4 separate regions of the Homo sapiens genome follow, and all the other regions are linked to region 1. The links are chromatin contacts, found by Hi-C or POLR2A ChIA-PET in ENCODE. All regions are on one chromosome and are shown on one strand. Each heading gives the region's core, a stretch centred on a gene start or an enhancer-like site at or near the end of the contact. The rest is flanking DNA. Distances are from core to core; before and after follow the strand shown. Region 1 overlaps SGMS1 (sphingomyelin synthase 1). Region 2 overlaps SGMS1 (sphingomyelin synthase 1). Region 3 overlaps SGMS1 (sphingomyelin synthase 1). Region 4 overlaps SGMS1 (sphingomyelin synthase 1).

Region 1 (3,701 bases), core at 650-3,149:
TAAACTCTGTGTTTAATCCAACTCATTAACTCTCATTTCCTCTATACCATGTCATTATACCAGTGTAAAATCCAGCCCTTGGAATCTTTCCCTATTCTCATTCCCTGCATGAAATCTATTATCAAGTTGTATCAATTTGGTCTCTTAAATATTGCTCAAGTCTGTTTCTTCCTCTCCATCCATCCTTAGGGCCAGTAGCTTAGCTTGAGGCCCTTATCACAGCATTTTACACATTTATTACATAAGTTACAAATTTAAACTAACAGATTTTAAGGTGTTTTCCACAAAGGTAGGAACTATATCTACCTTCCTCATGCCTCATACTCTAGCACCCAAAGCACAGTAGGTCCCTAATGTATGTTTGTTAAATCAGTTCTCACTGGATAAATAAGAGTCTAGGGGTTGAAGCATGATGACAATACTAAGTCCTCTTCTTACTTCTGTATAGTGCGTTACACCCACAGAGCCCCTAGAAACTGTCTCCTTCCACACCTATAACTCCTTAAGACAGATTTCAAAAAGCATCATTAGCTCTGCTTTGCCATTTAGGGAGGGAACTGAGGCTCTGAAAAGTTAAATGACTTGCCCAATGCTAGTAAGTGGTTGTGTAAGACTGTCTTAACCTTAACTTTAGTGTTCTTTTTACTATTAGGTAAGTTTGTATTTTTACAGGGGCAATTAAGTTCCCTCTCTGTACAATGGTTCAGAGAGAGATGGAAGATTCAGTGGCGATGATGTTCAGACATCAAATAGAACTTTGGCCTGAGTGACTTTTAATAAGGTTCCTCTCACTTCTGATTCCCTTAGCCCTAGGTATGATTCTAAAGTAGGCAAAGCTGTCCTCTGAGGCTTCTCTCCAGTGTCACCCTTTTCTGTCTTCAGATACTCGTTCTCAGTGGAGGATTCTAGCCCTTGCCTGACCACTGAATTTCTTAAGCTTGATCTGCCATCCAAGAGGCAGCACCAAGCCTTCGAAGCCTTTCCCAACTCTTGTGCCTAGCTTCAGAAGTCTTTCTATTCCACCTGGCAAATATTCTGTTAACAAGCTAAAATTGAATCTAATTAAGTCTGCAGAGCCAACTTTCTATTCAGAGGAAACATAGAGCGACACAAGTCACTTGACACCACAAAGAAACAAATGGATAAATCCAGAAAGTGGGATATTCTGTAGGACTATTAATCTAATGTCTACAGGCTACTGGTAGAGGGGTGAAAGGAAGAAAGGACTGCTTTAGAATTATAGACTTAAAAGACAGAACAAGTAAATGTAATATAAAGATTTTGGACCCTAATTTATACAAACCAACTGTAAAAAAAGGAAAAGCATTTTAAGACAATCAGGATATCGCATCAACTTGTAATTGCTGATATCACAGAATTACTATTAATTTTGTTGAACACCAATAGCATTATGGTTTTGTACTAAAATGTTCACAGTTTTTAGATGCGTACTAAAGTATGTGGAGGTGAAATGACGTTACCTGGGAGTTGTTTTAAATACTTCAAAAAGAAAAAAGAAAGGAAACAAATGTTGCAAATCTTGATAATTATTGAATCTGAGTGTTGGGTTTATGGGAGTTCCTTATAGCAGTTGGGATACATGTGAAAGTTTTCAGAATAAAAAAGTGTATTCTAAATCCTTTCTTCCAAGAGTCTTATTCTACAAAATTAGATTTTGTAGTAATTAGATTTAATGAGTTTTAACTAGTATTTTTTTCTAAGGTGTGCTAATATTTCACCTCCTACTGTTTAAGATTCTAGTTTCCAGAAGATCCTCATAGAATGAGGGCCCTAGTTGGGATTTCTGGCAACACAATAAATGAGCAACACGTTTGAGTTTGGCTTTTGTGAACAGTTCCTGCTGCTACTTCTGTGTTTACGAAGAAAACCCACAAGCTATTCTTAGGCAAAGAATTTTGGTTAGATATGTTGATGACTCAAGCTGACTATGTAAGAACCAATGGCTCACCAAGTATGGGCTTGCCAGCAACTGGCGGAGCTACAGTAGTCCTCAAGAAGAAACAAGTTTAGAACCAGAGTAGGGAGAAAGGCTACATGGTACGGCCCCTCAATACTGGATCCATCTTCAACATGTGCTTGGCCAGAACCTACATCTACCTACCCCTTGGTAGCAAAATTTCCCAATGCACAGACTTTTTTAAGGAGCTGAATTAAACTTAGGTGAATATCCTAAACTGTCAGTTTACTGCTGAGAACATGCTGCTTATCAAGCCAGGCTCCCAGCAAGAGTCCATATCCTTGGATTTTCAATGACAACAAGATATTCCCTATAACCCAGGAGCTACAGGTGAGTGCTTGAGAGCTTTTACAGACAATAAAAACGATGTGAAGCTGGCTTCTTTGGAAGGGCGAAAGAAACTGCAAGAAGGAGAGTGCAGGGAGGCAGGATGGCTGATAGAGAAGAGTGGAATGTTGAGAACATTGCTTTTGTATGACAGCTCTTCCAGAGGTAAGGAAGTAGTGTGTAGCAAAAAATAAAAAAAATTAAAAAAATTAAAAAATTAAAAAAAGCAAAAAGTTAAGTAAGAAATGAGCTATCTCTGTAGGCACATATGTAAGTTTAGCAAAGAAAAGAGCCACAGGAGACATACAAATTAAAGAGATCCAAAATTTCATATGATCAAATTAAAAATCCAGAGTGAATTTTTCAGCTCTCTTTCCAAAGATTCTATCAAAGAGAACATCTCTTCTGGAGGAACAAAAGTACAAAGCAATGAGACTGAAAGTGTTTGGCTGTTTCACCCACACAGGTATAATGCAAAGAAATGATCTCAAATACATCAGAGTATACTATATTTTCTCCCACCAAAAATCAAGGAGAGAAATTAGCCTCTTTTAAAAATTCATTAAAGAGCTTTAATGTACATAAATATTTTAACAATAAAATCTGCTAATTATTTCACAGAGTTCCAACGATCACCCTAGTTAAAAATTCTTCCAAGGTAAAGGTTAGGAGGTGAAGAGTGTCATTTGAATCTGATGGAAAGGTAGAGACAATAAGAGAGGAATAAAGTTTATTTTTAAAAAGACTTCTTTGTTACTAGAGAAAATCAATAAGGCAATATATTACCCCAGAGAACAGTGATCTTATTTGGCTTGGTTGAGGACTGCAAGGAAATAGGAATACTTTCTCTTCCTGGCTCTGCTGTAGGGATTAATAGAAAGAAGGAAAATGGAAAAAATGTCACTTGAAATCGAGCTCTCCCTCCGAGGGAGAGGAAGCATATAAAAGCTTCTGGATGCGTGTCAAAGAAATGAATGATATTTTAACAATTTGGCAGGAAACCAAAGAACTACACAAAGCTTAACTGCTTCCAACACACATTTCCCCAGTTGGGAGGCACTGGCAGGGCTTAGAGATTCTGGGAAGGGTGGGGCTGCCTGGCCATATCATTTAGTAACATTCTCAGATAGAGGAGTGACTCCACTGTATTCTGAAGAAACGTTTTCCTGCAACCTCACTCAAAGGACCCCAGGGCAAGACAAGAAACAAACAGAAAGCGAAATTACAGCGAGGAATAGTTTACCTTCGGAGAACAGTTGAAATGCATACCAGGTACTGGGAGTGTAGTTACATACATTGTAATACACCGATACAGGTACAGCGTGCCAACTATGCAGAAAAATCTTCTGCTAATAATAGACCTAGAAAAAGGGAAAAACAGGGCAGATTCTCAGTC
Region 2 (3,701 bases), core at 531-3,030, 210 kb after region 1:
TCTTTATATATATATATAGATATATATATATTTTATTATACTTTAAGTTCTAGGGTACATGTGCACAACGTGCAGGTTTGTTACATATGTATACATGTGCCATGTTGGTGTGCTGCACCCATTAACTCGTCATTTACATTAGGTATATCTCTTAATGCTATCCCTCCCCGCCACCCCCTGCCCGCCCCCATTCCACAACAGGCCCCGGTGTGTGATGTTCCCCATCCTGTTTCTTTTTGTGAAACCAAGGTTTCAGTGGGACTACATGCTGGTAGTTTTTGAAATAGGAATGTTGCCTGAGTGGAACAGTAGCTGCTTAGGATTATTCCCTAGGTCATAGAGCTTGTCTACATTGTACCGTCAGGAAGAATGAGGTTACAAAGCAGAATTCAAGAAGAGTGACACCTTCACTGTGAGAGCACAAAAGCCATCCAAGAAGATGGCTTCAACCATTTGCTTATTTACCCTACAAGTAACTAAGCTCAAACTGCATCTATTAAGCCATATGAATCCCATTACATATTAAATGTTTGGTCAGTTCTCAAGAAGGCACTGCTACTCAGGAGGCTGGGGCAGGAGGCTTGCTTGAGCCCAGCTATTCAAAGTTACAGTGAGCTATGATTATGCCACGGCACTCCAGCCTGGGCAACAGAGTGAGATCCTGCTCTGGAAATACAGAGATTAAACAAATAATAATAAGGTGCTGGATAAGATGCAGATAAAACCAAAGAGCTTATCAGGGGTGGGTGGGTGGGCTCACACCTGTAATCCCAGCACTTTGGGAGGCCGAGGCAGGCAGATCATGAGCTCAGGAGATCGAGACCATCATGGCTAACATGGTGAAACCCCGTCTCTACTAAAAATACAAAAAAATTAGCCGGGCGTGGTGGTGGGTGCCTGTAGTCCCAGCTACTCAGGAGGCTGAGGCAGGACAATGGCATGAACCCGGGAGGCGGAGCTTGCAGTGAGCCAAGATCATGCCACTGTACTACAGCCTGGGCTACTGAGTGAGACTCCATCTCAAAAAAAAAAAAAAAAAAAAGAGATAGCTTATCAGGGGTGCCTTCAGCATTCTGGACAGGACAATCCTTCATTAAGTGGGACCCTCCCACTCCCAACTACTGAAAGGTATTTAGCATCCCACACCCTCAGGACATTAAATCCTGATATACACACCCCTCATCATCATGACCACTGAAAATGTTCCCACACATTTCAAAACACCAGAGGAGAGGGATGACACCATTCCCCACTGACAACTTCTGTGTCTACTTAGTGGGATGGAATTCACATTCAGGAAATGACAGAAAACAATACTGATCTGGAGGTGGAACTGTGAGATAAAAGCTGTAAGTATCATTAAGTGGTCAAAGGCGATCCAAAAGAGTAGAGCAAGTTTTGATAAGAACAGGAGATGGAGACTTGTAACCTTCCCCAGAATCCAGTCCAGGGTTAAAGTCTGCCATGAAATGCCTTCTCATCAACACCCTGGATTTCCCCTACTTAAGCTGATTACATGAACTAATACAAGGAAACCACCGAACTCGGTGAGCAGCACATCCTACACACTTGGCAATGCCAACTTTTAAAACACAGGTATTGTTCCTGTCCTCCTGCTCAGGGCAAGCGTTCTTGCCATGTGGGCATCCAGGGAGGGCAGAACAGTGACAGCCCTGGTGAGCATGAAGGGCACTGCTGGCCTTCCCCTGCCGGGCTTCTCCAGAGGACTCAACCATAGGCCCCACCCATTCACTGCTGGACTGAGGAGATCTGACCCCTGTCTAGTTCCTTCCCGCCTGTGTCAGCTGTGGTCAAAGGGCCATTGTTCCCGGAAGGCCAGTGTGTTTTAGCCATCTAGGAACAATGCCCCTTGTTGATCCTCTGTGCTCCAGTTGAATAAGGTCATAGACTGTTTTCAACCTTAGTCACAATCAATATCATCACCTTTTATTGTATAGTGTTGGCATTGATATGTTTTCTGATAACATCTATATGCTCAGGTGAGACTGAAAAGGTCGGTGAATGAGCCATCTTTTATGGATCCTGTTCGAAATTTATTAATGACACAGTATACACTAAGTATTATATGGGACCTGATTCTCAAACTTATGGAGCTTATTTAAAGTACAAAGTGATCACTTTAAAATGCAGTTTTCTGGGCCTCTCAAATTCTGATTCAGTAAGTTGTGGGGGCATGAACCTGCAAATTAACCATCCCCACATGTTTCTGATACAGGTGATCCATGGGTATGCTTTGTGAAACACTGCCACAGAATGATAGTAAACTGAATTTAAAATGAGCATCTTCTTCTTGATGTTTTATATTCTATCTCCTTGAAATGGATCTTTCACTAGCAAAATAAACATTAAGTAAAAGTCCAATGGAAACAAGAAATCAACTTAATTATGAAAGAAAATTAGAGTCCCTGCTGTAAGGCTCATATATAGACATGATAAGCCTATGCAACTGAAAGTTTAATTTATGTGTATATAAAATTTACATTTTAGTCTGCATAAGAGAGTGGCTAAACAGAAAATGATTATTTATGTCAAAGCATACTGAATGTAATTATACAACCTTATATTTGAATATGCTCTACTAATTTTTCAGTATTTCTTACTTAATCTTCATGAAAGAATTATCTTATCTTACAATCTGATGACCTGTATTAGACTGGCATGAAAATTAAGGCATGAAAAGTTTATGCAACATGTTTAAAGGTCAATACAAGGACCTAAACATCCAGAAGGTGATGACATTTTCTGCTAGATTAGAAATGTCAAATAGGTTTCATGCCACATGCCAATTCACACAGACCAGTAGAGTACTAAGAAAGCCAGCCCAGGGGAAGGATGTGGTGATAAATTAGTAATAAATAGACTGGCTCGTCTGGCAGGTAAAAAAAAATGGTGGCATCTGTGCCACACCTCATGCTAGATATGCCAACTCTCAGAGTATTTAGCAGCACTTAAAATACTCACAATTACCACTACTCTCATTCTTTCACTCAACAAATATGAATAAGCATCCACTATATGCCAGCCACTAGACATATACCAACAGACTGCTATCAAGGGGGTCAATGTCATGCAATAAGGTGGTTTCTAACCTAAGGCTTTCTCTGACAAAATGAGATTTAAGGGGGAACTAAAGAAATAATTAAAGTCAACAATTTGAAAAAAGAGAGAGGAAAGTGGAAGTGAATGCTATCTCAGAGAAACCAAAACTAAGCCACCATGACTGGATTGAAGAGGGGGAACACGGAGGGCTGGGGATTAGTGGGCAACTGCCAGGTCATGCGAGTCACTAAGGTTATGAAATTATGATTTCAACTTAAGATCATGGGAAGTCATGGAAAAGTTGAGTCCTGCAGGTTTGTTTGTTTTTTGTTTTGGCTTTTAGGGGAAGGAGGTGAATTACCAGATTTCCATTTCATAAAGAGGGTGGAAAAGAGTCACAGTGAGTATGAATAGCAACTGCAGTCACCCAGGTGACTGGACCAGGAGGGTGGATTTGAGATACTTTTTGGAGGCAGAATCAACAGAAACTTGGTTTGGGAAAGAATACAGGGGATGACAGCATGGAAGACCAAGATTCAGCTCTGATTGAAGTGCTTCAGATACATTCAATTAGAAACTCCACAAGGCAACAGGACCAACCAGCGTTGGAGACCTTGGGAAAGGACTTTTGAAAATGTGGG
Region 3 (3,701 bases), core at 570-3,069, 190 kb after region 1:
CAATTATTTATTTTTGTTGGTGGTGTTTTTATTTTAAAGTCAGACTTAATAAGGTATAATTTGCATGCAGTAATCCAATCTTTTAAGTGTACAGTTCAATGAGTTTTGACAAACACACACAGTCATGTAATCACCACCACAATCAAGATATAGAACATTTCATTTATCTCAAAAATTTCCCTATGCCCTTTGTAGTCAATCTTCTCCCCCATCACATGCTCCTGGCAGTCATGATCTATTTTCTAACCCTATACTCTTGCCTTTTCCAGAATGTCATTTAAATTGAATCATAAAGTATGGATTCTTTTGAGTTTGGCTCCTTTCACATAACATAATGCGTTTGAGATTCAGCCAAATAGTTGTGTTGTTCTTTCTTATTGATGAACAGTATTCCATTAATAGGCATACCAGTTTGTTTATCCATTCACTAGTTGAAGGACAATTACATTTTTTCCAGTTTTAGCAGTTATGAATAAAGCTGTTAGAAGTATTAGCCTACAGGTTTTTGTGTGAATAGAGGTTTTCAATTCTCTTGGATAAATACTTAAGAGTGAAACTACTCGCTTATATGGTATATGTTTAACTTTGTAAACACCACCTATTTTCCAAAGTGGCTATATCTTCTCAGACTCTCACCAGCAATGTAGGAGAGTTCTAGTTGCTCTGTATCTTTGTCAGTACTTGGTATTATCTGTTTTTGTTTTGTTTGTTTGCTTCTTACTTATTTTAATAGATGTGTAGTGGTATCTCTGTGTTTTTTTTTTACTTTTGATTTTGAAATAACTCTAGACTCACATAGAAGATACAAACATTGTAGAATGTTCCTGTGTATCCTTCACCCAGCTTCTCCCCATATCTTACGTAATAACTATACAATTATCAAAGCACAAACTTGACACTGGGTACAATACTATTACTATTAATAAACTACAGCCCACGTTCAGATTTCACTAGTTTTTACATGTTCTTTGTTGTTTGTTTGGGTTTTTTTACATACAATTCTATAAAACTTTATCTCATATATAGATTTATATAACAATTTCCACAATCGGGATATAAATCTGTTCCATCAAAGCACATTATGTATTGAAAAGACCCTTTTGGGATTATAAACATCATCTGCTGGAAGCACTTTGGTAAATGATGAGGACTTTCTTTTGACCTTTTCCCTTACCACATTAAAAAGCCAATTGTCTATGCTCCAGCTGGTATGTACAAACCACAATTGCCAGAGAAGTTCACTTTTCAGAATGGGTGTTTGTCCTGTTCACTCTTTGTTTATTATATGCCAGACCCAGTAGAGGCAGAGTGGATAAAATAGCAAACAAGAGAACAGTACTTCCTGCCTTTAAAAGAATTTAGAGTGTGAGAAATATTCATTCACTCATTCATACACACACACACACACACACACACACACACACACAGTGACAGACACTATCCATGAATGAAAAGTAAAAAGTGAGATGAAAGGTTAAAACACAATCTGGTTAAGACAGTGAGGAAGGTCCTTGTAAGCAAGCCCCATCCTCAGACTCAGTATTCAAGGCCTTCTGTGGGACCAGGTCATCCAAGTGCCAGAGCCATTGAGTATGAAACACAGAAACCAACAAGTTCTTAAAGCAGAATACAAAGATGCTCAGGGCTTAAGAAATTCACTGAAGACTTCTTAACTTCTCCTTAAGTCAGAGTCCAGCCCAAAAGATATACAGAGTTGGCAATTATCCATGTGATGTTACCTTAGGACACCCATAGGCCTATTTCTGCCTTAAAAGGTTCTTTGCAACCACCTGCCACAGTGAGCCAAACGCTACTACTAGAGATCTTGTAGTTACAGAGGTCTCCCTCTGCTCTAGATGAGTCACAATGAAATCTTATCAGAAAGTGGGGACACAGTAATCCATCACTGGCTTTTGGCTCTGGCATGACCCTCTCCTCTTGTCTGAGGGATCCACACTTATAAAATTCTTCAAGGTAAACTGCCCCTCTTCCCTTCTAACCTGTACATAATTTTGTCATTAATCTCTAATGCTATTTGTCCCATGTCTCTCTCTCCATTCTATACTAATAATCTCAGAAGTCTGACTCATCTCCGTATCTCCTGGCATCTGTACCCTCAGCTCCCACGCACACAGTAGATGTCAATAAACATTCAGTGAATGTTCACATACAAGGTATGATTTCAGATTACAATGTCCATAGTAGGGCTTTGAGGGAGTGGATTGTGAAACAGATGGGTCATAATAGGAAAGATACCAATCAAAGGCATGGGGAAGGCTATCCGGTTCAAGAAGCATACCACAGAGTAGCTGAATATGGCAACAGGGTACTTGGGCACCTGAGAGAGGGCAGACGCAGGACAGAAGGAGATGGTGTGAGGGAGTAGGAAACAAGACTTCTCCATACATGATAGCACTCAGAACCAAGCTAGCACCTGTCAGAGAAAAAAAACCAGACATACCCTGAAGCAGAAAGGAGAGAGAGAAAGGGCTCTCTCTCTGTCTTCATGACTTTGTTTATATGGACATTTGCCAAGAGCAGGGCTATGGGAGACCAGGAGCTCAAAAAGAAGCAAGTATTTGCAACAGCTGCTATGGAAGTCAGCTAGGAAATTAATAAGAAATGAGATCAAGGACGTCAACTCACATACCAGTTCCAAAACCCTCTGGAGTCCCTCTGTGCACAAGGCAATGACCTGGGTTTGCCAGTCCATGAGGGCTGGGTCCTATCCTGCAATGCCTTCTGATCCAGCTATGAGGAAGTTCGCAGGCTGCCCAAGAGTTTATGGGAAAAAAAGACACTGTTCTTGGCCCTGCATTAATTGAGCTTCCACATGTAGAAATGGTTTAGTGATTAGTAAACGCAAGAACTCCCAAATCAAACACTGTTTTACAACATAAATTTAAAACTATCAGAAAATTATTCCAGCTCATATTTCCAAAACCACTGGTTTTTCAGCAGGACTTCCTCTTAACCAGCACCTTGGCCTTTGCCACCTTGCAGTACCCGGGGTAACACATGGACTATGGAAAGGAGATGGGGGACCCTGCAGCCAGCCACACTTACCCACTACAAGTCTTGAAGACAGCTAGCCCTGAGAGCTCCCAGATAGAGGGCTGAAATACACCACAAAATGAAGTAGGGACATCCTTCCACAAGTTTCACTTGTAATTTTTGTAGTATGCCTCATGTGGGTAACAAATGCTACCATTACAATGCTATTTTCCAAAAACACTGAGCTTCTTGGATGCAAGGTGTTAAGTACCAGTAGGTCCCCAGTCACTCAAGTTTCAGTTACACCAATTGCTTATACTCTCTCTGTCCTCACTAAGGTTTCAACCAAGAAGAACCTTGCTTCCTGGTAACACAGTGAACCACAAAGTAAAACAGAAACTGGCAACCGCAAGATGGTTTTCAATGGTCCCTGGGAAAAACAGCGAAGTAGGTAGAAGTGCCCCTTTCAGCTCCAGTTTGGAAAGGTCACCAGACACTGGTGCAGCCCTCTGGCCACCCCAAGGACCAGTTGTAGCTCCCAAACAAGTGCCCCTTCCCCCTAGGAGTCTTTGAGGCTTCAAAACTACCTTCAACACTTCCTCTCCACCCCCATCCCAAGCCAAAACTGCCCTTCCCAACCAGTTTAGCTAGGAAATGGACACTCCCAGGTGTGAATGACACAAAGACTTCTTCTAATCCAGAGACTG
Region 4 (3,701 bases), core at 183-2,682, 150 kb after region 1:
GGGACTCTATGAGTAAGCAAGTTAACAATGCATGCCATACACAGCAAATCATCTAAGGAAAAAAATTACCCAAATTATACTTAAAAGGCTGTGGCTCTAAACTTTCAATTTAGGATGGAGCAAAGTACGGCATGAGTCTTTGTAGACATTAACCTAATGACATTCAGAATACTGGTGGTGGGGGGAGTGTGGTACAGAATAAGGTACTCTTCCCCTATTCAATAATTCTGGTATAGCAATACTCGAACTCCTATGTGTTTACTACTGGTGACTTCCTCTCAAGGAAAACACACTGGAGTAAGAGAAGGTTCAGAGGGTAAAAAGGAATGGGCATATGAACCAAGGTTGTGGAAAGAAAAGATTAAAGTTCACAAAATTCTGCAAGGCATTGGCAAGCTCCCACTTTACAAGTTTACATTTATAGGGCCAACCCTTTTAAAACTTATTACTTCCTCTTAGATTGTGGGGGGCAGTGGTTTCATTCTGGGGCCAATCTGATTGATCAACAGGCAGTGGTTTCCTGAAGCAACACCGAAAGACAGTGCCCAAATCAACTGCCATTGTCTGCTATGGACACACGATGTGGAAATTGCAGCAGGCATGCTTCGTTTTTGGCAGCCCTGTCCCACACCCTATTATTAGAGTTCAGTAGTCAATTCTCAGGGGAAAGATGGTGTGTAATAAGAAATAAATAATATAGAGAGACCAGGAAGAGCACTCCATTAAAACTGCATTTTATTAGAGTAGTAAAAAGTACTGAAAACTTTCTCATTCTTACTTGTAAACAGCATGTTTTGCAAATTAGAGCCTGGCTTAAGAGAATACAAAATCTAAAGTAGAAAGTTTGTGTTTTCTTCCTTTATACAATGTTAGTGTTTTCTTCCTTTAATATCTAACTTTCAATAAACAGAGTTTAACTGAACCTTTTCTTCCTTTCTTCTGCTTGGAGGAGAACCTTTACTCTCTCTCACACAGGATCCTGCTGCTGTCAAAAAGCCCCAGGCATGGTCTCTAGCTTTGGTGACTGAAGGTTGCAAGTCTCTTGCTGCAGTCACCCTCAAAGCTTCTTCCTGCCAGCAGCTGGTATCACTGGTAGCTCTCTTCACAAGGGAGGACTTTCCACTACACTTAAGGAAAGACTTAATCTTCCCTTCACTACACTATATTCTTACCTTTTCTAGATTAAAAGAGTAATGCAAAGGGTAAAGCCCTTCCTCAAATTTTGCCTCAATTTACAGCCAAGCATGATTGTCTTGGGCAAGTTACAGAGCTCCTCTCTCAAAACTGCTGGCTGAGATGTAAGAGAAAACAAAAAATAAAAAAGACCATCCATTAACTACCCTGGGAGTTCAGCAACTTCCAAACTGGCCTCTCAAACCGGTTTCCCTTTTCCTGTAAAACGCATTTGCATAGAGGAGTTTAGAATAACAGGTTCACCTAGAAGGAAAGAACAGACTTACACATTGCAATCTACTAAAAATGTGGGAGCTGAATCAGGGATTTAATGAGGCATAAAAATTCCCAAGAAATATACCACATGCCCTTAAGGAAGTAGTTACTAAAAAAAGATGATAAAGAGTGAAAGCAACTATGCTCCAGGCAATGGTGAGATAGGTTCATGGGAACAAAGCAAAACTGGTAAAAGACTGGAAACTAAACCAGTTTTAAGCATGACCTCAAAACAAACAACATCTCCTCTCACCTTCCCAGAAAGAGTGACCAAGTGCCTTTGCTTAATGCTGCAGAAAAGAAGAGGTACTTTATCCCTTCATTCGGCAAACATTTATTGAGCATGAAGGTGGGATTATATAGAGATGAAAGAGCAGCTTCCCTGAAGGAGCTCAGTTTAGCAAGGAGAAAAAAACCACGTAAATCAGTATTTACATTTCTATGTGGTACCAGGGAGTCATAACACCGAGCTAAAGCACAACATCAACCAACACAACCACTTCCATGGTAGGGGCCAGACACAATTCTAAATTTTTAGGTAACTCATTTGAATCTTTGAAACAAGTCTATGAGACGCAAACACTTTTCCTGGTTTACTGGTGGAATTAGTGTGTATGAGATATAAAAAAGGATCTTTTAAACACAAAGACTTTATTCAAATTAAATCTTCAAATTATGCCTCCCTCCCCAAATACAAATCTCAATCCCTGTTTTAGCCTTTGCAGGTTGCCCAGCAGTATCTGAGGTTCCTAGAACTCTCACTGAGAAATTCACAAATTGAAGAAATAATTTCCTAACATCACAGGACTTGTTATCAAGGGCCACATCAGTAATGCCCTGCCTCCAGTAGAGCATTACTAAAACCAAACAAAATGAGAGCAGTTTTGTTTGTTTTTAAATCCTTACCCACAGATATACCAAAATAATCTTCTACATTATTTAATCCTAGCTTCTTCGCGGGCAAGAGCCACATTATCTCTGTGCTTAATGAGTTCTCAGTACATAAGACAGACATTGGTTCGCACCCAGTAAAATCATATTATATTTGTGTTACCAATTAAATCAAATCATTCTTCTCAGTTATTGTCAAGACCACCTTTACTTTCTATATTTATTCATTATTTTCTTTTTTAATTTTCTTTTTATTTGACAGATAATTGTATATATTTATGGAGTATAATGTGATGTATTTTGATATATGTTTACAATGTGGAAAGATTAAATCAGGCTAACACATCTATCACCTCACATACTTATTTTTTATAGTGAAAACATGTAAAACCTATTCTTATAGCAATTTTGAAATCTATGATGCATTATTTATTAATATTACAGTCATCATTCCTTACAGTAGATTTCTTGAACTTATTCCTCCAATTTATCTCTCCATCCCCTTCTCCCCTTTAAACATCCCAGCCTCTGGTAACCACCATTCTACCCTCTACTTCTATGAGTTTGACTTTTCAAGAATCTACATATATGTGAGATCATGCAGTAACATAATGTCCTCCAGGTTCATCCATGTTGTTGCAAATGACAGAATTATCTCTATCCTGCCCCTACTTTTTAAAGGGTGAATAGTATTGCATAGTGTGTATATGCCATATTTTCTTTATCCATTCATCTGATAATGGACTCCTAGGTTGTTTCCATATCTGAGCTATTGTGAATAAGGACACAATAAACATGGGAGTGCACATATCTCTTCTACATTCAGATCAAATTTCTTTGGATACATTTTTAGAAGTGAGATTACTGAACTGTATGCTAATTCTATTTTCGGTTTTCTGACAAATCTCCATACTGGTTTCCATGATGATTGTATTAATTTTCATTCCCACCAAAAGTGCACAGGGGTTCCCTTTTCTCCACACTAGTCATTATTTTCAAGACTAGACTACTACCCATCCTCAGAAGAGTTATTCATTGCTAGGTATTTGCTCCTGCAGTTCCCTGTAATGCCCTTCCTCTATCCTGCTCCCCACACTGTTAATCCATTCCCATCACCTGGCTTAGAAAGAACAATGGAAATATGATCTAGTAAAATCTGAATTAGGAATTAGGTAATTACCACCACACTATATTAGAACATAATACAATTTCCATTAAAACTGTCTTCACACAGTCTTATTCCACTACCAACATGTTTAACTAAAGTAGTACTAACATGTTTAGTTTAACTAACTAAAACTGTTAATGCTTAAAAAAAAATAGTTCTCTACACTGTGTTTAATCTACTGTAGTCCAAGCAG

What was found. A loop is a pair of places that touch in the nucleus more often than their neighbours do. ChIA-PET counts read pairs that join two places held with the same protein, here RNA polymerase II (POLR2A). Pooled maps may share reads with other maps.
Region 2: a pooled map shows a loop between it and region 1 (2.9-fold over the local background). The contact joins two enhancer-like sites. A Hi-C loop is called at or near these places in 7 of 168 maps with a recorded cell type or tissue (K562, Right ventricle myocardium inferior, aorta and 4 more) and 17 of 50 pooled maps. POLR2A ChIA-PET finds 5 or more read pairs at or near these places in 2 of 52 experiments (activated CD4-positive, alpha-beta T cell and activated naive CD4-positive, alpha-beta T cell).
Region 3: a pooled map shows a loop between it and region 1 (3-fold over the local background). The contact joins two enhancer-like sites. A Hi-C loop is called at or near these places in 1 of 168 maps with a recorded cell type or tissue (PC-3), 1 of 37 single-sample maps with no recorded cell type and 7 of 50 pooled maps. POLR2A ChIA-PET finds 5 or more read pairs at or near these places in 1 of 52 experiments (MCF 10A).
Region 4: a loop to region 1 is called in a map of PC-3, with 5 times the contacts of the local background. The contact joins two enhancer-like sites. A Hi-C loop is called at or near these places in 1 of 168 maps with a recorded cell type or tissue (PC-3). POLR2A ChIA-PET finds 5 or more read pairs at or near these places in 3 of 52 experiments (H1, OCI-LY7 and WTC11).

The regions. Positions count from the first base shown.
Region 1 is chr10:50,323,657-50,327,357 of GRCh38, forward strand. SGMS1 (sphingomyelin synthase 1) reads right to left here. Exons shown (of 11, transcript NM_147156.4): 8 at 3,549-3,666. Among named protein-coding and RNA genes, the nearest start is that of ASAH2, 74 kb to the left of the region's middle. Within about 2 kb of position 1,900, at least 16 of the 41 ENCODE cell types and tissues checked have a DNase peak (open chromatin) inside an H3K27ac peak, as active enhancers do; they include PC-3, where a contact is called at or near this core.
Region 2 is chr10:50,537,436-50,541,136 of GRCh38, forward strand. All of the region lies in intron 2 of SGMS1 (sphingomyelin synthase 1), which reads right to left. Among named protein-coding and RNA genes, the nearest start is that of SGMS1, 85 kb to the right of the region's middle. RefSeq lists a silencer at 1,114-1,408 and an enhancer at 1,401-1,610. Within about 2 kb of position 1,781, at least 5 of the 41 ENCODE cell types and tissues checked have a DNase peak (open chromatin) inside an H3K27ac peak, as active enhancers do.
Region 3 is chr10:50,509,857-50,513,557 of GRCh38, forward strand. The region is part of intron 3 of SGMS1 (sphingomyelin synthase 1); the gene reads right to left. Among named protein-coding and RNA genes, the nearest start is that of SGMS1, 110 kb to the right of the region's middle. RefSeq lists a silencer at 1,093-1,387 and an enhancer at 1,569-1,668. Within about 2 kb of position 1,820, at least 5 of the 41 ENCODE cell types and tissues checked have a DNase peak (open chromatin) inside an H3K27ac peak, as active enhancers do; they include PC-3, where a contact is called at or near this core.
Region 4 is chr10:50,469,500-50,473,200 of GRCh38, forward strand. All of the region lies in intron 3 of SGMS1 (sphingomyelin synthase 1), which reads right to left. Among named protein-coding and RNA genes, the nearest start is that of SGMS1, 150 kb to the right of the region's middle. Within about 2 kb of position 1,433, at least 6 of the 41 ENCODE cell types and tissues checked have a DNase peak (open chromatin) inside an H3K27ac peak, as active enhancers do; they include PC-3, where a contact is called at or near this core.